Linked DNA regions of Homo sapiens: all the other regions are linked to region 1. Evidence: chromatin loops called from intact Hi-C (ENCODE). Cell type or tissue: endothelial cell of umbilical vein. All regions are shown on one strand. Each heading gives the region's core, and the rest is flanking DNA. Links, peaks and the distances in the headings are about the cores only. Region 1 overlaps TCF12 (transcription factor 12). Region 2 overlaps CGNL1 (cingulin like 1). Region 3 has its middle 19 kb from the start of LINC01413.

Region 1 (5,000 bases), core at 1-5,000:
ATGATATTGTGCTCTCTTATTTCCAACATTAGATGTTTTATTTCTAAAATACTTTGAATTCCACTAAGTCTGCTGACATATTTGAATTTAGAACAAACTGCTCTAAGAAAATGATCTCCTGTACTAACTACACACATAGCTATTTCTAAAAGGTTAAAAGGCTGGCAATTTTCCAGTTCTTTCTCATCATTTCAGTTATGAAATACAATGTCCAGTTCCTAGTTCTCTTCTATTTTCTTTGGCATGTTGTGACCAGTTCTCCAAATTCAGTATCATGTATTTTGTTGTGTAGGTCTTTAATTCCTGGCCCCAACCCTTGCCCACATACATATACTCTAAATATATGCTACAGATAACCACAGGGCATGAAAAACACTGGTGAAAATTGCTATTATTAAATTTTACTGCTTCTTAGAGGTCTGTCTCTCACTATGCAAGCTACGTCATATTTACATTTATTTTGACACTTTTATATTCAATTTAAAAAGTCACTGATTTCATTAAAATATTTTGACAAACTATATGCTAACTAACAGTAAAATTTATACTGAAAAATCTTAAAGCACTCCTGTTCTTTCTCCGAGGGATTTGTATATCCTGGCAATGTAAACATAGATTTAAGACTACACCTAGACCCGTCTCACGTGGGAAAACTGGTCACGTTGTTGTTAGTTATAATGCTTGTAAGTACATTTGAGCTTTCTGTTGTTGTTGAGATGAGGTCTCATTCTGTTAACCAGGCTGCAGTGCAGTGGCACAGTCCTGGCTCACTGCAACCTCTACCTCCAGGCTCAAGCTATCCTCTCACCTCAACCTCCTGAGTAGCTGGGACCACAGGTGCACACCACCATGCCCAGCTAAATTTTGTATTTTTTTTTTTTTTTTTTGCCACGTCACCCAGGCTGGTCTCGAACTCCTAGACTCAAGTGATCCACCCACCTCAGCCTCCCAAGTGTTGGGAATACAGGCATGAGCCACTGTGCCTGGCCATTTGAGCATTTTTTGAAAAAACAATTTTTGTAAACTTGTATTTTGTCATTTTCCTTGAACATTCCAACTTTCCAAGTTCCCTCCCACTGAAGGCTGCTGGTTTGGCTTGTTAGCCCCTCTGTATGAATTGTTCTTTTGTCACAGCATTAAGTCTGTGAGGGAAACTAGACAATTTTTTTTTTTTTTTAAACAAAGTCTTCCTCTGCTGCCCAGGCTGGAGTGCAGTGGTGTGATCATAGCTCATTCCAGCCTCCAAACCCTGGGTTCAGCCTTCAAACAGCTGGGACTACAGGTGCATTTGCATTTATTCAAATATTATTTCCTCAGAGAAGGGTTCTCTGACTAAACTATCTAAAATAACCCCACTCTAGCCTTTCTTTCTTTCTTTCTTTTTATTATACTGTTAACAAAAATCGACCTGGTAAAGTGGCTCACACCTGTAATCCCAGCACTTTGGAAGGCCAAGGTGGGAGGATGGCTTGAGCCCAGGAGTTTGACACCAGCCTGGGCAACATAGTGCGATCGTGTCTCTACAAATAATAATAAAAAAAAATTAGCAGGGCATGGTGACGTGCACCTGTACTCCCAGCTATTCGAAGGCTGAGGTGAGAGGATTGTTGAGTCCAGGATTTGGAGGCTGAAATGAGCTATGACCACACCACTGCACTCCAGCCTGGGCAGAAGAGCAAGACTTTGTTTAAAAAAAAAAAAAAAAAGTCTAGTTTCCCTTGCAGAGATAATGAAACTTGGCCAGTAACCTTTGGTAAAACCATTATAACTCACAATTTCCCCTTTTCCTATTATAAAGTTTAGGAACTCTGCTTTAATTTGTATTGTCACTTTATCTACATTTTACTATCATTTTCCATATTTGTATTTTGCTATTATCACATATGTGATAACTGAACCCAAAACTCCTTTGCATTTTCTGTTCCTGTGACTGTCTCTTTCCATTCATAATTTTATAAAATATGCACAAGGATTTAACTGCACCTTTATAGGTTTTTTATTTTATACTTTCTGTTTTTTTTCCCTAGAACATGCAAAGATCTCACTTAGTGCTTTTATGGTAAGAGTTTATTTTGGGTAAAGCTTTAAAAAAAGTATAAAATGCTTTAAAATATTTCAATGAAAGATTATAGCAGATAAGCAGGATTAATTTAAAAAACAAACTATTTGGGGATCAGAAGTAGTTGTTTAATAGGATATAGGTTTAGAGTTCCCAAAAGATATCTTACAACTAAGGAAATAAATATAAAGATAGCTCTAAAGGGTTAGATAACTATTACACTGATGTTAAACAAATACCATGCTTACTGGAATTAAACTTTCTAGAAGTAATAAGCTTAATAACTGAATATATAGTTACATTGTTAGTACTGAGAATGGAAGAAGTGATCCAGAAATGATTGCATTTATTTCACTTTTACTTCCTCAACTTTTTGGATTATATTCAGCCAATATCTATTTAAGGAACTGCTTTGGAAGGCCCTTATGTTTTATGCAAGGCACTGCTATTTTCCCAAATGAATAGAATATCCATTCTCCAGCTCCAAGTTTCCATGACAATAAAAACAAAACATTCATCAGCACCAACTTGGTATTTTATGGCAAATGCAGCTGCAGCTTATAACAGTTCAATCTTTATCCCAACTCATTTCTGCCTAACAGAGGCACTATATTTCTCCAAATCAACTGAATTATTTTTACAGTGATTTTCCCCACCGCAGACCTAAACACTAACAGTGTGTTACACCATCTCTAATTATCATCCACTCTTCCCAATTTCACGCCAAATACAATGAAAGGTTCCCAAATGTTGCTAAGAGCACATTTGATTTGTGAAATCTGAAAGCTCAGTTGATTTAAGTATTACAGCTTTAGAGGAATGTATAATATTTAAGCTTTCATGATTAACTACAAAGAAGACAGAATTTTGGAAACGAAAGACATTCACAGCAAACAAAAAGCTAAATTAAAATCAGTCAGATTATGGTAAGACAGTGCCCCCTTGTGTCTTGGTATTTCTGCCTTGACTAAATCCGGTATTCATTTCCTTAGAGTTCTATAATATAAATTTGAATATTTTTTGTATCACAGAAATAAATAGAACTTGATAACTCTCCTAAGACAAAATCCTAATTTAAAACAATATGAATACACTGGCTATTAAATATAAGTGATTTTTACATGAATACTCTGTAACATGGTGAAAATGTAACAAATTTGTATATCTAGTAATTTCATTTTAAATTTCACATTTAATTTACTATTAGTGAGAGATGTTGACAAAGTTTTAAGAATGAAAGAAAAACCTTGCTACTATCAGTTACATTTTCCTTTGGTATTGGTTCTCCTGTGTAACCACTTTATGCTAGTACTGGTTACCCTCATTATTACCCTGGGGCAACTAATGAGTTTGAGGCTTTACACAGAGAACAAGACTGTATTAAATAGAAGAAATTAACATGAAATCTTAAAGGGTATATGTAATAACAATATGAGTAATACCCTAAGTTACAAATAGCTTTAGAAATAAAAAGTCACATAAAAAACATCATTCATGTTTTTTAACTCCACTCAAAGTGTAATATTCAGATCAGAGGCAAGGCCATGAAGTTTGTAAAAATTCAGAATCTCGGGTACCATACCAGATGATCTGAACTAGAACTTGCATTTTATAGCAAGATCCTTGGATGATTCTTATAAGCAATAAAGCTTCAGAAACGCTGCTCTAAACTCAAAAGCCTTCCTACCCTCAACTATCACGCAGCAGGAGCAGAGTAGCATAAGGAGAGGCTGACTGACCTTTGGGCATAGAGTTAGCTTTTAGAGATCAGGTGGATTCAAAGAAAGAGAGAATCAGGAACAGCTCTAGGAAGGCATCCCTGAGTATATAAACTGAGGCTATGTCAGCGTGCTTACCAAAGTGACTCCTACACCAACTCTTTTTCCCTTTTTCATTCTCTAAAATATATTTTTTAAATGAACAGCTAAGATTCTATCAATCTGTGGTCAATATGGGTGACCAAGAAACTTCAAAAAGCAAATAATGTAAGAATTAGAAGTCCATCACTCATTATCAATGATCCCTAGTACACATTTTTTTTTTACATATTTCAAACTACATTTACTGTGCATTTTCTATCTTATTTCACACTCACCAATCCCCTGATAATCAAGTTTTATTATTCCCATTTTATAAATGAGAAATCATTTATAAATGAGAATCATTGAGGTCAACTAAATTACCAAAGGTCATAAATGTAGTGAAGGCTGAGCACACTGCTAAGATTCAGGTTCTGATTCCAAATCCTAGGTTCTCTGTACTGTAACACATTACCAATACTCATTAATGTAAATAAGCTTAATTAGATTGCCTTTCTCCCAATATTAGCTATGGACAGAATACCCTGCAGAATAACTTTAGAGCAGAAGACTAAAGCAGCACAGTAGCCCTGGGCATATGGAAATGTTCTTATTAAGATGTTTAAATGTTCTTAAATAAGGGATGTTCTTATTTTCTTTTGGCTCATCCATATTTTGATTTTCTACAATAAACATTGTATTTGATACAGGAAAAGTATTTTTAAATGCTCATAGTATATAGTATATTCCTTACAGATAAGCTAAAATCTTTAAAAGAATTCATGCATGTGAAGTAACCCATATAACATGTGCACAAAGAAGTTAGGTCTGCCAGGTATGGCAGCTCATGCTTGTAATCCCAGCACTTTGGGAGGTTGAGGCAGGTGGATCTCTAGTGCTCAGGAGTTTAAGACCACCCTAGGCAACATGGCAAAACCCTATCTCTACAAAAAAATTCAAAAAAGTTAGCTGGGCATGATGATGTGTGACTGTAGTCCCAGCTACTTGGGAGACTGAGGTGGGAGGATCACTTGGGCTCAGGAGGCGGAGGTTGCAGTGAGCTGAGCTCGTGCCACCACACTCCAGCCTGGATTACAGAGTGAGAAGCTGTCTCAAAAAGAGAGGGAAAAACAAACGAAGTT
Region 2 (8,333 bases), core at 885-5,884, 400 kb before region 1:
GCCTCCACACCTGCCCACCTTAAGTCCTTCTTCATGGAGTTGAGCTGCCCCTGCAGATGCTCATTCATGTCCATCTGCTCCTCCAGCTCCCTCTGCAGCTTCTTTTTAGAACTTTCCAGTCTGTCGATTTCCTCCTCAGCCTCCTCCACCTGCCGCTTCATGGCTTTCAAACGCAAGCTCAGCTGCACCGGGAGAGAATGTGGGCTGAGTGCCGGCTGATGGCCCAGCCCCAGCGCTCAGCTTACCCCAGGTCCAGCCACCATCTCCCCAGGCAACCAAGACATGGGCAATGGGGCAGCCAGTCTCTTGGGAAACATGGAGAGCAGGCACTAAGACAGGGTGACTCTTTAAAGCCAAACTCAGGGTGTAGAATTTGCTGATATCCCCTAATTACGTAGGCAAGAAGCCCCCATTTGATGATGTGACTGGGTGCGTGGAAAGGGAGGAATCAGCCCACTCACACTCCACTCCTGCTCAGGGAGGCCTTGCCTCCCTTGCTCCCTCAGCCTGAGACACGCAATCTCATCTAAGAGCAAATGCACGCAGAGGCTCCCCACCTGGTCCTTCTGATCAGTCAATGACAGGTGCTCATCATCCACCTGCATCACCAGCTCCTTCACTTTCCGCTCCAGCCGCCGGTTGCTGAGCTGAAGATTGGCCCGATCCCTGGAAGAGGGGAGACAGAACCAAGAACCCTCTCACTCCCATCCCTGCAGGGGGCCCAGCCTAGGCTGTGGAGGAGGGGAAGCTCCAGCCAGGGGTGCCTGGTCAGCTCAAGGCTTAGGGTCAGGGAAACACAACTTCACAGCAGAAAAAGCTGCTTGTGAGAGACGTGAGGAAATGGGGCTCTGAGAAGGGGAGTGACTGGCCCAAGGCTTCAGAGCCAGCAAGGGGCTGAGCCATGGCTCGACCTGCCCGGAGTTTCTGAGCTTTACTTTGTAAGGCAAGAAGTCACAAACTGCAGATGTCTTGGGTCTACTCCAGGCTGTTCTGGCCTGACTCCCCAAAAGTCCAACTAACACAATAGATAATGTAAAGTGTCAAATGCCGGCACACCACGCTCCTTCTAGGAAGGTGAGGGGCTGTGAGTCAGAACGACTGCTGGAAGGCTGCTCAAGTTGAACCTGGTGCTGGCCCTCGGGCTGCCATTAGAGAGTTAGCTGCAGAGAACTGAGTTGCTGGAAAGGAGTGTGCTCACTTGATCCCATGTCCCTCCCACACACTGCGGGAGGACCTGCCCCATCTCTGACTGGTGGCTAGTCAGCCTCTGCTTAAATACACCTGGCCGCCAGGGCAGAGTCAGCCTTCTGGCCTCTAACGTGGCTCAAACTCTGTAGCTTCCAAGGCAGCCTGTCCTATTTAGAGAACGGGAAAAGGGACAGCAAGTACAGTGGCACCACCATAGACTGAGAAGTGGGGGTCCTAAACTTTTACCCAGCTACACCAGTATCCAGCCAGGCTACCTTACTCAAGTCACTTATTTTGATGGGTCTCTGTTTTCCCACCTATAAAATGGAAATAATAAAAGTAAGGGTGTAGTTGCTCTGCCTTCCTCACAGGCTACGAGGATCAGGACAGATCCCAAATGTGACAACACATTGCGATGGGACTGTCACTGCCCACTGGGGCCTCCGCACTGCAGTGGGTGGGCCCGGCTCACCTCTCCTCACTCTCCAGGCGGTCCTCCAGCTCCGCGATCCTGGCCTCCATCTGCACAACCAGCCCCTCTTTGCTGGACCTGTAGGAACCTTCCAGGTGGATAATCCGGCTCTTTAAGTCCTTGTTCTGGAACAACACAGGGAGACTGTGAGGGGCTATGTGTCTGCCACGCTCTGTGCAGAGCAGCGAAGAATATGGGGCAGAACCTGGTGTTTGGTCGCTGCATGCGATGAGGCTGCTTTCCACACCAGGGCCTGTGGCCTGGAGACCTGGGGAACACAGAGATGTTTCCAAGGAAAACCCCTGAACTCAGCTGCAGGCCAGAAGAAGAAGTTCTATCACACTCCCTCATAAGCCTGAATGAAACCTTTGCCATGTCCTAAGACTCCCGGATGTCAAACGGGCTTTGCCTTGCCCTATAAACCTACAGGGGGACAGGAGAAATAGGCTCCTTTGCCAGTCCTGTGCAGTGAAGAACATGAACAGAAATCATGAAAAAGAAATAATGACCCGATGAAGTTTTCTGAGCCACTCATGTGTTTGATGACGTGGATTCTTTTTCATTCTCTTTACATTAGAATTTAGCCCTCTTCAGGATCTAGAAAATAACACATGCAATTCCTCCTCCCTCAGCTGCCAAGCTTCCATGCAGATTTCATATGACCGGGAAAAACAACTCTGGAAAAGGACTGTTACCCCCCAGAGTTCTTGGGATGCCAAGTAAAGGAGGGACCTCCAAGGGCTTCTAGTTCAAAGCAGTGAAGTGGGGGAGGGTTAGCGGATGGACGGGGGGGCAGCTCACAGGCTGGCTGCCCTCACCTGCCTCTCCAGGGAAATCTTGTCGCACTCCAAGTCTTGTCTCGCAGCTCTCTCCTGAAGTAGCTCATTCCTCAACTGCTCCATCTACAGCAAGCAGAACAAAAGCCCAGAGGTTAGAAGGACTGTTCCTGTATCTTTTGTACTGAAATGGTGGCAAGGAACTGAATGTCAACCTCCACTTTATGAAGGGGGTTGCCCTACCCAGCCCCTCGTGCCATCTGCTCTGGGGTACGGGATCTGTTTCTTAGTTCTTTCTTGGTTTCTTGATGATTGCAATACTGGTAATACAAATAACAGTAAGAGTCAAAGCTAGCCCTGCTGTTAGGGGTTGAACTGTGTCCCCTCAAAAAGATATGTTGACGCCCTAATCCCCAGTACCTCTGCCGTGACCTTATTTGGAGATGGGGACTTTAGAGAGGTAATCAAGTTAAAAATGAGATTATTAAGGTGGGCCCTAATCCAGTATGGCTGGTGTCCTTTAAAAGGGGGAAATTTGGATGCAGAGACAAACACGTACACAGGGAAGACGGCCACGTGAAGATGGACACAGGGAAGTGGAGATGGAGGATTGGGGTGATGGGTATACAAGCCAGTGATTACCAAAGATTGCCAGAAACCACCAGAAGCTAGGAGGAGGCAAGGAATCATTTCCCTACTGGTCTCAGAGGCAGCATGGCCCTGGTAACACTCTGATTTCAGATTTCTGGCCTCCAGAACCATGAGACAATAGATTTCTGTTGTTTTAAGGCACCCAGGTTGTGTTACTTTGTTACAGCAGCCCTAGAAAATTGGCACACCTGCTTAGACTCCACAGGTAGGATCCTATGACACTCACAAACAACCCTCAGAAGGAGCTAACAGTATCTCTCTGAGGATACTAAGGCTTCCAAAAGTCAATCAACTTGCAGGGTGACCCACTGTCTAAGTTTGCCTGGACTGAGGATGTTCTCAGGCTGTTTCCATGCTGAACTGGGACAGTCCCAGGTGAACCAGGATGAGTCAGTCACTCAACTTCCCCAAGAGGTACATAACGAGGAATGGGGGAGCTAGCATTCACCTGTGCTCCTGACTGCTGCATTATAAGCTCAAACTCCAGAAGCGGCTTCCCAGAGCCATGAGCATATCTCAGACACTGCTAGATTTCTCCTTTTTTATGCCAGAAACAAAAGTCAGTAAGAATGCTGAGCAACATCAGACGACCTGACAAAGGCTGAACACTCCTGAGGGTTTCCTCTATGCTCAGGAAAGGAGCCTCGCTGTGTAGCACCAGGGAAGAAATCCCATCGCCTGACCATCAGCATCTCTTCTCCCAATTCCCAGTGGCTTGTGCAAGAGTAAAATGAGTTATGAGGCGGAGGCTCCAGACCCTGTTGCCAGAACTGTCCAGCAGAGGGCAGCCTGAAGAAGCCAGAAGAATCAAGCTAAGCCAGTAAAATAAAACCACCTTTTCCTTCTTAAGGATGAAAACGAATTCCAGGATCCAACGTGGCTAAGAGGTACACACACAGCCCCAGACACCAGGGCCTGGAGAGCATCTGACACAGGCTTACTTGGCCTGGCCTCAAGTTGAATTTCGCCACCTGTACAAGCACCCCAGTGAGTAAAAGATAAGCTCACCCCTTCCTCACTGTCCCCCATGGAGAGCAAGAACTGGGGTCCCAGGAATGGCCAGAGGAGACATCCCACATTGGGCCAGGCTTGCATTTGCTCCCTGGCTCCCCTTGTCCTGACCGAGGTGTGTCACACAGCATGATGTCACTGGCCCAGAGTGGGCAACGGGGAAGGGGGCTAAATGATGCTGGTGGGACAGGCAGGGTTGGGACACAAAGGCCTCCAACACCACAGGGGGAAGCTGGGCCTCTGCCCCTAGGTGAGGGGGTACCAGGTGGTCCAAAGAAAATGCTCACATTTTAAAATTCCTAACTGGCAGGCATCTAAATCATGGAGGTTCAGAATGTTCAGCAGAGGAAACTGAGGCCTACGGCAGCGGTTATGCAAGTAACCTCAGGAGCAGGGCTAGAGACAGGCTGAGCCCCTGCACTGCCCATTACTTCATGGCTCTGTCTCTGGACCATCTAAGTGAAAAGGATTCCAATAGGCCTAGAGTTCAAATGCAGCTGTAGCATAAACATCCGGGCACAGAAGGGCAGTCCAGCCTCCTTAGGGCATCTTGCATAGAGAAGGGAAAAATGCCAGCAGTGGCCAGGACCAGCAGGCAGGGCACGTCCACCCAACTCAGGCCCGCTCCCACTCTGCTGGGCCCCAGGGCCCTCACGAATCACACACTGCAAAGAGGGCACCAGAACAATTGCTGTTACTGTTACCCCAGCACAAAGTGCAAGGGGAATGAATGCAGGCTCACGGCCCTGCTCCCAAGGTGGTTTCTGAACCAGCCACTGACACCTCACACATGGAGGTCAGCAGAACAGCTGGGCCACGGGACTGAGGACAGACGTGCCTCCCAGGGGCAGCCGTTCTGTTCATGTGCCCAGGGCAGGGCCCAGCACTTCACTGAGGACATGGTTAAATTTCCACTGCAATGGGAAACAATTACAGAGAAAAACAGCAGTGGCCTAACTTGTCCTGCTGGCTCTGTCTGTCCCTCACCTGTGACCTTGTTGATCTAACTTCTGGGATACAGGCTCCTAAGCAAGGAACTTGATTGAATGAGACACGCTGTAAGGGCCCCCGAGCTGGCCAATGATACAATAAAAGCACAACCTGGTGCCTCCTCTACCCTTCAGGGTACTGTGTGGCACCCTTCTGAGGAAGCCAGAGGCGCCTGCCTCCATCCTTAGGCAGAGCAGCCACCCCGTCTCTCAACCATTAGGAGTTTCCCCTGGGGAAAACCCACATTGTCATAATGAGAGCAAGCATGTGTCTGCGAGTGCACACGCTTGTGTGCTGGGCAAGGGTAGTCTCAGAACGATAGGATGGGTTTGTTCGCTGTTCAAACGACATGATGTGTCTTATGCAGGACATTGTGACAAAGAGACCCAGAAAGTGCCCGCTCTCCATATAGCCTAGTGGGGGACAAATGAACGAGCCCTGCATAAGAGGTCAGTGTCACTATGACAGGAAAGGACAGTGTGCTGGGGTGGGTGCACTGGGTGACTGCCCAGATTCAGAGGGCCAGCAAAAGCTTCCAGGACACAGACAGTAAGCTGAAACCTAAATGAGATCAGGGATAGACAGGGTAGAAAAAAGGGTAATATGGTTTGCCTGAGTCCCCACCCAAATCTCATCTTAAATTGTAGTTCCCACAATCCCCAGTGTCATGGGAGGGACCCAGTGGGAGGTAACTGAATCACGGGGGCGGGTCTTTCCCATGCTGTTCTTGTGACAGTGAATAATTCTCATGAGATCTGATGGCTTTATAAAGGGAAATTCCCCTGCACATGGTCTCTTTTGCCTGCCGCCATGTAAGACATGACTGTGCTTCTCATTCACCTTCAGCCATGATCATAAGGCCTCCCCAGCTATGCTGAACTGTGAGTCAACTAAACATTTATAAATTGCCCAGTCTCAGGTATGTCTTTATTAGCAGCATGAGAACAGGCTAATACAATGGGCAGGGTAGGGAATGCAGCTTTCAAAACCGGAAGGGGGCAGACCACCAGTAACACAGAGTAGGAGGTAAGAAAGAGAAGGGCAGTGTTGGAAGGAATTAGCCATATGAGGGAGGTGAGGGGGCAGGTTAAGCAATCGATGGATTGGGTGGAGAGGAAGACAGAGAGTAGTCACACAGGACCCAAAATCATACTGTGACAGCTGCTCACAGATTTATTGTGCTTAGGAAAGCAAGTCCTGCGGATTTGAATAGTATTATCTCATTTACTCCTGGCCACCACCAATGAGGTAGGCAGTGTTAACATCCCCATCTGTGCTTAGATTCCTCCTGGTGATGCATGTGGGGCCAACTGGGCGATGCCGGTGGAAGCCACAGAACAGGTGAGCCCACCAAGGAGCAATATATAAAGAATAAGGAGGATCTGCAGCTGTGCCCTGGGGATCCCCTCCAACCCCCCATGTCAGGGGAGGCAGGGAGAATCCAGGATCTATCCCAAAAGGCAAGAAGGGCAAGGACTGCCGGTAAAGCACACAGGCTGGACAAGAACCAAGTTTGCTTCTGGAAGGGTCTGCAGAGAGGTGAGCCTGACTGCAAAGCTCAGAGGAGGCGCTGGAGGTGAAGAGGTGGGAATAGACACCACACTTCTCCTCTGGAATCCAGCAGCGACTAAGACAGCAGCTATGACCCAGGGCTGGAGGGGGCACGAGGGTGTGCAAGAAATGCCCACACCTATTGTTAGGTGTCAATGAGAAGCCACAGAGGAGAGAAAAGTCACAACCAGTGGACATCGAGAAGGGAGTGTCACAGGAGAGCAGCCACCCAGCAAGTGGAGGGACAGGATCCAGCCCTGTCTTGGGGTCAGAATGTGGGTGGGGAGAGGAAGAGGATCCTCCAGGGCTTGGTGGAAGGCAGGAGCCTGTAGCTCAAAGGGAAGGTAGAGGCAAGAAAGGGACGGAAGGTAGATTATTTTCCGAAAAGTGAAGGGATAAAGAAAAACTGAAGGCTTGTAGAGAGACAAAGAAATCTAGTTGCTGTGGAGTGTGCGCCTGAAAAATACCAGAAGACAATAAACGGCCAGCAGAGCAGAGGCAGGCATCGCTCTGCAGCTGTGCTCCCGGCCAGGAGACCCAGAGGGGAAACACCAAGAATCAAGAGCCCCTCAAGCTGGGCGCTGGGCGGGAACTCTCCGAGGCAGATGTTATCACCCTGAGTTTCCAGGTGGGAGGTCCAGAAACAGCTTCTGAGTCAGAGTTAGGTGGAAGCAGCTTTGGGATTCCAACCTAGGTTTTCTGACAAAAACTCATACACTCTTTTTTCCCCTCCCCGTTGTGTCTTCGCAAACCTGTAGGACCTAGGACTCTCAATAAAGGAAGAAGACCCACAAGGAGAGTTTAGACCGGGACTGTGGAGCCCAGAAGGAGAACGTGTCTATGGTGGAGTGAGGCAGAGTGCAGAGAGCGCATGGAGGGATTCCAGGATGGCCAAGTGGTCACGCAGCCCTGGGCCCAGCCTGGGGGTTCAGGACAAATCCTGCCACATAAAGCAGCAGCCACTGGCCACAGTCTTGCACCCTCAGTGCCAATGTCTGAAAAATCTGGATCCCACCAGGAAACAGACTTCCCTGTGCAGAGCAGCACTTAGCATGGCAGCATCCCCAAGGGTCCCCACAGGTTCAAGACCTCCCTGGAGGGCCCCTGGAGAGCCCCAGGATAATGGTGACTCTCCAAAGGGGGGCAAAAAAAGGAATTATTTATCCCCCACCATAGCCCCTTAAAAGATGGCTATTAAAATGGAAATGTAAAATAAATCAGAGTGAAGAACAGGAAGGAATAAATGTGTAGCCATAAAACTTAACAGTTACTGTGACCTGAGCAGGCAGTCCATTTCCTTCAGTCTTTGCAAACCCAGGCTTTTGGCAAACATAATAGGCTTCCTTTTGTTCTTCAAAGGACAGCCTGACATGAAATTCTAAAGTAAATCCACCATGTGGAGCCTTATACAAGAAATACTATGTGGTATTATGGACAATGCCCCAAGAAGGATGGGTTTCAACATAAACCCAGAAGTATCCTATGTGTCCCTGCTGTTAGCTGTCCTCAGTGCAGTGATCCCAGGACTAGGCCCCTTGACTTGGGAATATCGTAAATCAAATTCTTACCCTGAGCCCACACTGGCACCTGCCCTGGGGCGGGGGGTGGCGGGGAGGAGGGAAAAACCTATGGCTTGGCTGAGCCAGCCTCCTGGACCAGAGAAGAGTAAACTCAAGGCTGGGAAAGTATTTCTT
Region 3 (8,333 bases), core at 1,539-6,538, 190 kb before region 1:
TAATACTCTAATACAAATTCTGTTATGAACTTCATTGTCACTATATTTAAATGTCATAGCAATTATTTTTATGTGGTATTTTCAAATAATCTAGATTTCATGCAGCATTATAAAACTAACTGGGGCTGGGGACACTGGCTCATGCCTGTAATCTCAACACTTTGGGAGGCCAAGGCGGGCAGACTGCTTAAGCCCAGGAGTTTGAGACCATCCTGGGCAACATGGCAAAACCCCGTCTCTACAAAAAATACAAAACAAAACAAAATTAGCCAGACATGGTGGTGCACGCCTGTGGTCCCAGCTACTCAGGAGGCTGACACAGGAGGATCACTTGAACACGGGAGGCAGAGGTTGCAGTGAGCCAGGATTGTGCCACTGCATTCCAGCTGGGTGACACAGCGAGACCCTGTCTCAAAACAAAACAAAACAAAACAAAAACAAAACAGAAAACAGTGTGAGAAGTGTTCATTACCCACCCACCCCCACCCCCAAAGCTTTCCAAGCTCCCGACCCCATACAGAGGCAAAGGATGCACTGTGCAAAGCTGCCTGCCTGGCCCCAAACGTCCAGTCAAACCCACCACTGCCCTTGCATGACTTCTGACCCCTCCACCTTCAATCTAGACCCCACACCTATCCCACCATCATCTCAGGCCAAGGGGGACCTTGATTAAAGGTTTCCTTCCTGTCCCTGCACCTCCAGACAAGAGAGTGCAATGTTTTCAGAGACAGATCAGATCCTGTTAAAACATTTAACAAGGTCAAGATAACTTAAAATAGTTACCAGACAAAAATAGATGGACTAGTACATGGACAGCAGCTAACTGAGACATGGGATGCTACGTTTCTTATTCACACATCAGATCTTGACATCATATTAGTAAAGGTGTGGGGCGGGGACATGCCATGGCCAGGGTGGGGTCGCAGCTGGCCAGACTGAGCTGGCCCTTCTGTTGAGTTGAACCTTGGGGATATGCAGCCGCTGTGCAATGGTGCCACCTGATGGTACTTTGTAGAATAACCACTCTCCTAGTTTTTCTTCATCTTTAAGTTCCTAAAGAGAGACTGAAATTTCAAATTGGTTTCCTTGTTGTCTATTATTGTCAAATGAAAAGTGCAAACGTTGGTACTCACCTCTCTTGATTTTTATCTGTCTAAAAAATGAAATCTCAGCTATATTCACTGATATATTATGGAAAGAACACTGGACTTAAGGGATTTGGGTTCAGATCCCATTTTCGGCAACTTACTAGTTATAGGATTTGGTAAAGTTACTCAACATCTGCATGCCCATTTTATGATCTGGAGAATGGAAATAATAGGATTCTTGTGAGGATTACAGGAGGTGATATATGCACATCTGCGTCCATAAATCAAGCCTGGGTGTTGTGGAGGTGTGTGTCACCATCATGCATTCTCTGAAGGAGGCTCAGCCAGCTCTACCTTTAATGGCTGGGATTTACTTGTCTTTTGGTTCCTTTCCACCTGTTTGCCAGCAGAGGCTAAGGTTGTGATGGAGGCCATCTCTCAGCAGATGAGTTGAGACCATCCTGGGCAACATGGTCAGGACCACCCTTGGGCCTCTGTGCAGGGCAGTGCCCACCCTGATGCCTACGCTGGTCAGATTGAGAGCATAGACATGGGGCCATGACCTCCATAAACCCCCACCCAGTGCCACATGGCAGCCCAAGGAACCCTCTTAGCCCTGGGTTCTTCGTCTGTAAAACGAGGCTAACGTAACAAGGGGAGCTACTTAGTAAAACAAAAAAAAAAAAACTAAACTACAATTCGTCTTCTGGGATGTTTTGTTTTGTTTTGTTTTGGAGTGTTATTTGGCTGCTGTTTTACTCTATATTCCCAGAGACAAATGAAGCGTAAGAGGCTGTTCTTGCATTACTATAAAGGAATACCTGAGACTGGGTAATTTATAAGAAAAGAGAAGTTCTTTTGTTTTTGGTTTGTTTTGAGACAGAGTTTCACTCTTATTGCCCAGGCTGGAGTGCAATGGTGAGATCTTGGCTCACTGCAACCTCTGCCTCCCAGGTTCAAGCAATTCTCCTGCCTCAGCCTCCTGAGTAGCTGGGATTACAGGCATGGGCCACCATGCCCGGCTAATTTCGTATTTTTAGTAGAGACAGAGTTTCTCCATGTTGGTCAGACTGGTCTCAAACTCCCAACCTCAGGGGATCCGCCTGCCTTGGCCTCCCAAAGTGCTGGGATTACGGGCATGAGCCACCGTGCCTGGCTAGAAAAGAGGTTTAATTGGCTCACAGTTCTCCAGGCTGTAAGGAAGCATGGCCCCAACATCTGCTCATCTTCTGAGGAGGCCTCAGGAAGCTTATGATCATGGCAGAAGGTGAAGGGGGAGCAGGCACGCCACATGGCAAAAGCAGGAACAAGAGAGACAGCTGGTGGTGGGGGGTGCCACAGACTCTTCAATGACCAGGTCTCACAAGAATTCACTCACTATGATGAGGACAGCACCAAGCCATGAGGGATCGGCTCCCATGATCCCAACACCTCCCACCAGATCCCACCTCCATCACTGGGGATCACAATGCAACCTGAGATTTGGGCGAGGACAAATATCCAAACTATATCAAGCATCTTCCTTCCCCTTTCTCCCTTCCCCTCCTGATTCTGGGGAGAAGAGGCTGCTGTGTGTTTCTGAAGGGCTGAGTGTTCTCACCCACCCCCAACCCCCCAAGTAAAGAACTCTTATGTTTCAGGCCCATGGGGTGTGGGGAGAGGTGGTCCCAGAGGAGCAGGGCGTGAGATTGGCAGCTTTAGTTGAAGAGGCTGGGATAGATAGGGGGGCAGGGGTGGTGGTCTCAGCAAATGGTGAGGAGTGAGGGGGAAGGGTGTCCAAGGCTGCTCAGGGGGTGGAGCATGAATACCCAGAGGCTGAGCTTCAACTCATCAGCACTGCTCCCGGGGACCACAGTGACTGAAGAGTGAACCTCTGAGCAGTGCTCAGGGCGTCCTGAGGCCCGGAGAGCCAGTTCTCTGAATGGTGCAAGACCCTGTCAGGTCCACAGGACCCCAGAAGCCAGGAAGCACAACAAATTGGATTTCCGCCCATGCTGAGTAGATGGGAGCTAGAAAACCAAAGAAGGCCAGGTGTGTTGGCTCACGCCTGTAATCCCAGCACTTCGGGAGGCCGAGGCGGGCGGATCACTTGAAGTCAGGCATTTGAGACCAGCCTGGCCAACATGGTGAAACCCTGTCTGTATTAAAAATACAAAAATTAGCTGGGCATGGTGGCATGCACCTGTAATCCCAACTACTTGGGTGGCTGAGGCATGAGAATCTCTGAACCTGGGAGGCAGAGATTGCAGTGAGCTGAGATTGCACCACTGCACTCCAGCCTGGGCGACAGAGTGAGACTCTGTCTTACAAAAAAAAAAAAAGAAAAAAGAAACAAAGAAACAAAGAAAAAGAAAATCAATGGCCCTTGCGCCAGAGTGTCTTGGAGGGAGTCCACACTGACACGCCCACGGGGGGAGCTGCTGAAAGCATTCCCCAGTCCAGTGCTGCCCCGTGAGCACCGCCACCTGTTTCCCGCTTTCCTGGCCACCGTACATACATTTGTTCATGTTTATAGACTCTGAATATAGAGACCCCACACAAGAAGAGAAAGGCTCAGAAAAACAATGTTATGACCTGCTTCCTGAGGCACCCTGCCTGCAGGAAGTGCTTTTCACAGCAAGAAATTCTGACTCCAGGACCCATATTTTTAGCAGGAACATGGTCAGTCAACACACATCCTCTAGGCCTGCCCTGGACCAGATGACCAGGAGGAAGCAGCCGTGAGTCACAGGGAGAAAGCCGGTGGCTCTGACAGGGACGCCTGCTGCTCCGCCGGGGAACAGCTTTCCCCTGGTTTCAGTTAGAAAGGTCAGGGGACGCCTGACCACACAAGGCTCACGGGAACTGTGGAGGGCGGCCCCTCAGGCCACAATCAGCAGGTGCCCACCATGGCTTCTCTCCTGGCAGGTGAGGACTTCAGTTTTTCTCCATGGCTTGGCTCACCTGTTCTCTTATTCTCAGAGCCATAATCACCCTCCTCCTGCCCCAGCCTGGAGCTCTCTGAGACCCTCCACTATAGTAACCAGCACAGCCTAGAGAGGGTAAATCCTCCGGTGCCCCCAACATCCCACCTTCATGTTGCAGCGAGGCCCAAAATGTCCCAGAAGAAAAACAAACTCCATCGCACACCAAAAACCCACCAAAAAACGTGAAATCACCTTCATAATTTGGGAAGTATAAACATAGTTCTATTTGTTCTGTAACGTATTTTTCATGATCAGGAAATGAAGACAAAGAAAGGCTTTGGGAATTGTTTTATGGAGAGGACACCATCTTCCAGGTCCTGCCAGCTCAGGGCTCCCATCTTTCAGCCCCTCCAGAGCTGAGCCCGGAGGGCTGGGGCCGCCCTCTCCCTGCTCCTGAGCCACAGAAGCCCAAGGCTGGCCCTGAAGACCTAACAGCCTCAGGCATTTGCAGCCCCCTTGGCCTAAAAGGGCTGTTAAGAGAGGTGCAGACGTGGGCCCTGCCCATTCACCCTCAGAGGAGGTCGCGACTTCCACCCCAGCAAGAGTACCCCTAGGACTGTGGAGTGCAGAGGACAGCGACCGTTGACTAGGTACCTGGTGCAGGGTCTTGCCCTCCCTCCCTGTAGCCCGATATGGGAAGGGCCACAGTCCAAGTCCATGTTCATGCTGCTCCTCCAGGAGGCCTTCCCAAACATCTTCTCGATGCCGAGTAACTCACAGATCCCATATAGAAATAGACCTTGGAAGGGATCTCTCTTCTTGCAAATGAAGAAACTGAAGACCAGAGATGTACCTCAAATCACACAGCGAGTAACCGGCAGAGCCAGGAGGCTCCTCTGCCCCCAGGCCAGAGAGGGCTTGCAATCTGGCTTCCGAGCAGTGGTTCCCAACTCCCGGGCCATTACAATCACCTGGGATCCCCACCAGTGGAATGACTCTCTGGGGGTGGTGCTTGGAAGGCTGGTGGTGGTGAAAGTTCCCCTGGTGATTCTCATGCAGCCAGATTGGAGAACCCTTTAGATTCAGGCATGGAGGTTCCACCTGGTTCCAGATCACATGGCCATTTGGTCTCAAGAAAGTCACAGCCCTCCTGAGTCTCACTGGCAAATTGCTACGTAATAACACGCATCTTCTTGATAAGGAACCGATATAAGGATCCAGACCCTGGACCTCCTCAGGAAAACAGAGCACGCATTATAAGATACAATCGAATAGGAGAAGTTTTTCATAAGCTTGGAGGGCTATGGTTATTGGATTCAAAAGAATAGTTTTCTCTCTTGTCACATAACAATTTGAAAAGTAGTAATACCCATTCTTTAACAGAAGTGTATTTGGGGCCAGTTGCGGTGGCTCACACCTGTAACATCAATACTTTGGGAGGCCAAGGTGGGTGGATCACTTGAGGTCAGGAGTTTGAGACCAGCCTGTCCATCACAGTGAAACTCCGTCTTTACTAAAAAAACAAAAATTAGCTGGGTGTGGTGGCGCATGCCTGTAGTCCCAGCTACTAGGGAGGCTGAGGCAGGAGAATCACTTAAACCCGGGAGGTGCGGGTTGCAGTAAGCTGAGATCGTGCCACTGCACTCCAGCCTCGGCGACAGGAGGGCAACCCTGTCTCAAAAAAAAAAAAAAAAAAAAAAAAGCCTATTTGGAATCAGTCCCCTCCCACGGGGACCTCTTTCAGGAGGTCAGGCCACAGCACCGTGGCAGGCATGTGGTAGCCCCTCCATAAATGGCTGAGCGAGTGCAGTTGAAGTGGGAGTCTGGTGTTCTTTGAATACATCCTGCTGCATTGGAAGAAGCCTGTGCAGGACTAGACAGTTGGCCTTCTGTGGCAGGCTCTTGCCTCCAGGCCAGTTGAGTGAGTGCAGATGTCCCGAGAGACCAGCAGTGCAGCCACACCCCATGGGACTGTGAGGCGCTCTCACAGTGAAGACCAAGCGCAGGTAGCACTGGCTTTGTGGTTCGGAGAAAAGTCGACACTCATTTCCTTGGGGAAAAAAAGTATTTATCAAAGGAAGTCTTTCCCTCTTGGCAAAAAAAACAGAGACAAGTAATTTCCTCCAGCAGTCTGAGCTGGGATTTGGGGGCAAATAACCATTAAACAGAGACACCTGAGGTGCACAGATGGTCACTGTGGCAAAGGTCGGCTGAAGAATAATAGGTAATAGGGAGCCACTGTGGGTTCTTGAGTGGAGGAGGGGCATGATAAAGCAGGGCTGGAGAGCAGAGGGAGAACGGTAGAGCAGAATGTCACAAGGTGCTGGGGCCCTGACTCCCTAAGTGCAGGAAACTGCTGAGTCTTGAGGTCACTTGAGCCTCCTCCTGCCTCTCTGATAGCTCCCACCTGCCACCCCCACAGGCCACACGGTCCAAATGTCTCATCAACTGCTAGCATACGCTAAGCAGAAGAAAGCGTGTGGCTGTCCCATTTTTTATGCACCAAGCCGTGAGGCCAGAGGCACCACCCCTCTGCTTGGAGGATTCTGAGGGTGGTGGTAGTTGTCATCTTTCCAGGGAATGTGTGGCCTTCTAGAACCTAATAATAGTGATAACCATAACTGCCGCTTATGGAGGACACTCATGAGACTCTCGTCTGCCTGGCCTCACCCTGACATGGAGGCTCCCCGACCTCACCTCGGCTACTCTCCCCTCACCCAGTGTGTCCCACTAGTGGGCCTGATGCTGTCCTTGGCTTGCTCCTACCTCACACCTGCTGTTCCAGCTCCCTGGGATGCTCTTCCTCTTGGTGTGCTCATGGCTCCATCCCTGAATTCATTCAGGTCCCTCCTGAAATGTCACCTTCTCTCTAACACAGCTCCCACCCATCCATGCTCCCTCTTGATGTTTCTTTTCACCGACCACACCTGACACATGTAGTTGTTCCTTTGCCTGTTGTCTGTCTCCAGCCACCCCACCCTTGCTGTGAGCTGCCCTGGAGTGGGCACTTTGATTGGTCACCACCACCTCCGCAGCGCTTAGAGCAGGCTTGGACTATCACAGGCACTGGATTAATGCACCTGTGGAGTGAGCACCCGCGAGGGCAGGGCCTGAGGACCGTTTGCCAACCCGAGATCAGGACCGTGGCAGACACTGACCCTATGAAACTGAGAGGCTGGATGGAGGTGGTGACCTCCAGAGGGCCCCTGCAGCGCCAGGACCCCTCACTCAGTCGGGGAAAGAATAAAGGCAGGCGCCTATACAGCTCCCTGGATCTCCTTCCTTCCTTCCTTCAGGACCCAGGCCCCAGTCCCTCGCAGGATAAGAAATGACTCATACTGGGCTCACTCCCGGCTCCTCCCTCTCCTGGCTTCCCCTCCACCCATGAGGCCACCCATCCTGACTGCTGGCATCCACCCGCCCTGTACTGCTTCCTCCCTGACCTGTACCCCCACTCGCAGGCACCCTTGTTCCGCATGCGTACGCTTGCTTATGGTTTGTCTTTCCATCTCCAGCCACACTGTCCCTAAGCAATATCATGTGAGCACACACGTGAGCCTCATATGTGACCTTACATATTTTAGTAGCCACGTTTTTAAAATACGCTCCTGCAAGCTCAAACAGGTAAGTAGCCACCACATTTTTTTAAAAGAAGCATGGAAAATTATCTTTTACATACTTTATCTTTAACCCAATATATCCAAAAAATGTATAATTTCAACATGTGATCAAGACAGGTTGAGCATCCCGAATTAAAAAATCTGAGCTTTGAAATTCTCCAGAATCCGAAAGCGTTTGAGTGCTGACATGACACCGCAAAAGGAGAGTTCCACCCCTGACCTCATGTTCCAGGTCACAGTCAACATGCAGCCAAAACTTCTGTTTCATGAACAAAATTATTTAAAATTTTATATGAAGTTACCTTCAGGCTATGTATATACGGTGTATAAAAAACATATATGAATTTCATGTTTAAACTTAGGTCCCATCCCCAAGATATCTCACTTATGTATACACAAATAGTATTCCAAAAACAGAACAAATGCGAAATCCAAAACACTTCTGGTCTGAAGCATTTCAGATAAGGGGTACTCAACCTGGTTAAAGTATGGAATATTTTGCATTCTTTTCTTCTTACTAAGTCTTAGAAACTCAGTGTGTATTTCACACTCACAGCACATGTCAATGTAGAGTTAACCACAATTCACACGTTTAGTAGCCACAGCCAGTGGCTTCCTTCTAGACAGCACATGACTGAAGGGCAGGGACTCAGTCTCCCCTGTTGCTCTGGGTTCCTGGGCCCAGACAGGAGCATACAGGAGCCGGAGCGGGTGCTCAG

The links. Hi-C counts contacts between places; a loop is a spot of excess contacts. Peaks named below come from ENCODE experiments on the same cell type or tissue, not always from the same donor. Only the 100,000 strongest peaks of a DNase experiment are listed, where the experiment ranks them.
Region 2: it touches region 1 in a loop (6-fold over the local background); 11 of 110 quality-filtered maps call a loop at or near these places.
Region 3: a loop joins it to region 1, with 7 times the contacts of the local background. A loop is called at or near these places in 6 of 110 quality-filtered maps.

What each region holds. Positions count from the first base shown.
Region 1 is chr15:57,144,589-57,149,588 of GRCh38, reverse strand. The region is part of intron 5 of TCF12 (transcription factor 12); the gene reads right to left. Among named protein-coding and RNA genes, the nearest start is that of SNORD13D, 130 kb to the left of the region's middle. In endothelial cell of umbilical vein, for the core only: a CTCF peak has its summit at 2,983 (motif pointing left); DNase peaks (open chromatin) are centred at 168, 2,578 and 2,988; H3K27ac peaks cover 361 bases.
Region 2 is chr15:57,537,925-57,546,257 of GRCh38, reverse strand. CGNL1 (cingulin like 1) reads right to left here. Exons shown (of 19, transcript NM_032866.5): 15 at 2,479-2,562; 16 at 1,661-1,785; 17 at 558-666; 18 at 19-182. Among named protein-coding and RNA genes, the nearest start is that of GCOM1, 50 kb to the left of the region's middle. RefSeq lists enhancers at 1-318, 5,003-5,322, 5,463-5,802. In endothelial cell of umbilical vein, for the core only: a CTCF peak has its summit at 3,844 (motif pointing right); a DNase peak (open chromatin) is centred at 3,877.
Region 3 is chr15:57,333,512-57,341,844 of GRCh38, reverse strand. No RefSeq gene overlaps it. Among named protein-coding and RNA genes, the nearest start is that of LINC01413, 19 kb to the right of the region's middle. In endothelial cell of umbilical vein, for the core only: a CTCF peak has its summit at 3,795; DNase peaks (open chromatin) are centred at 3,654 and 6,054; H3K27ac peaks cover 3,252 bases.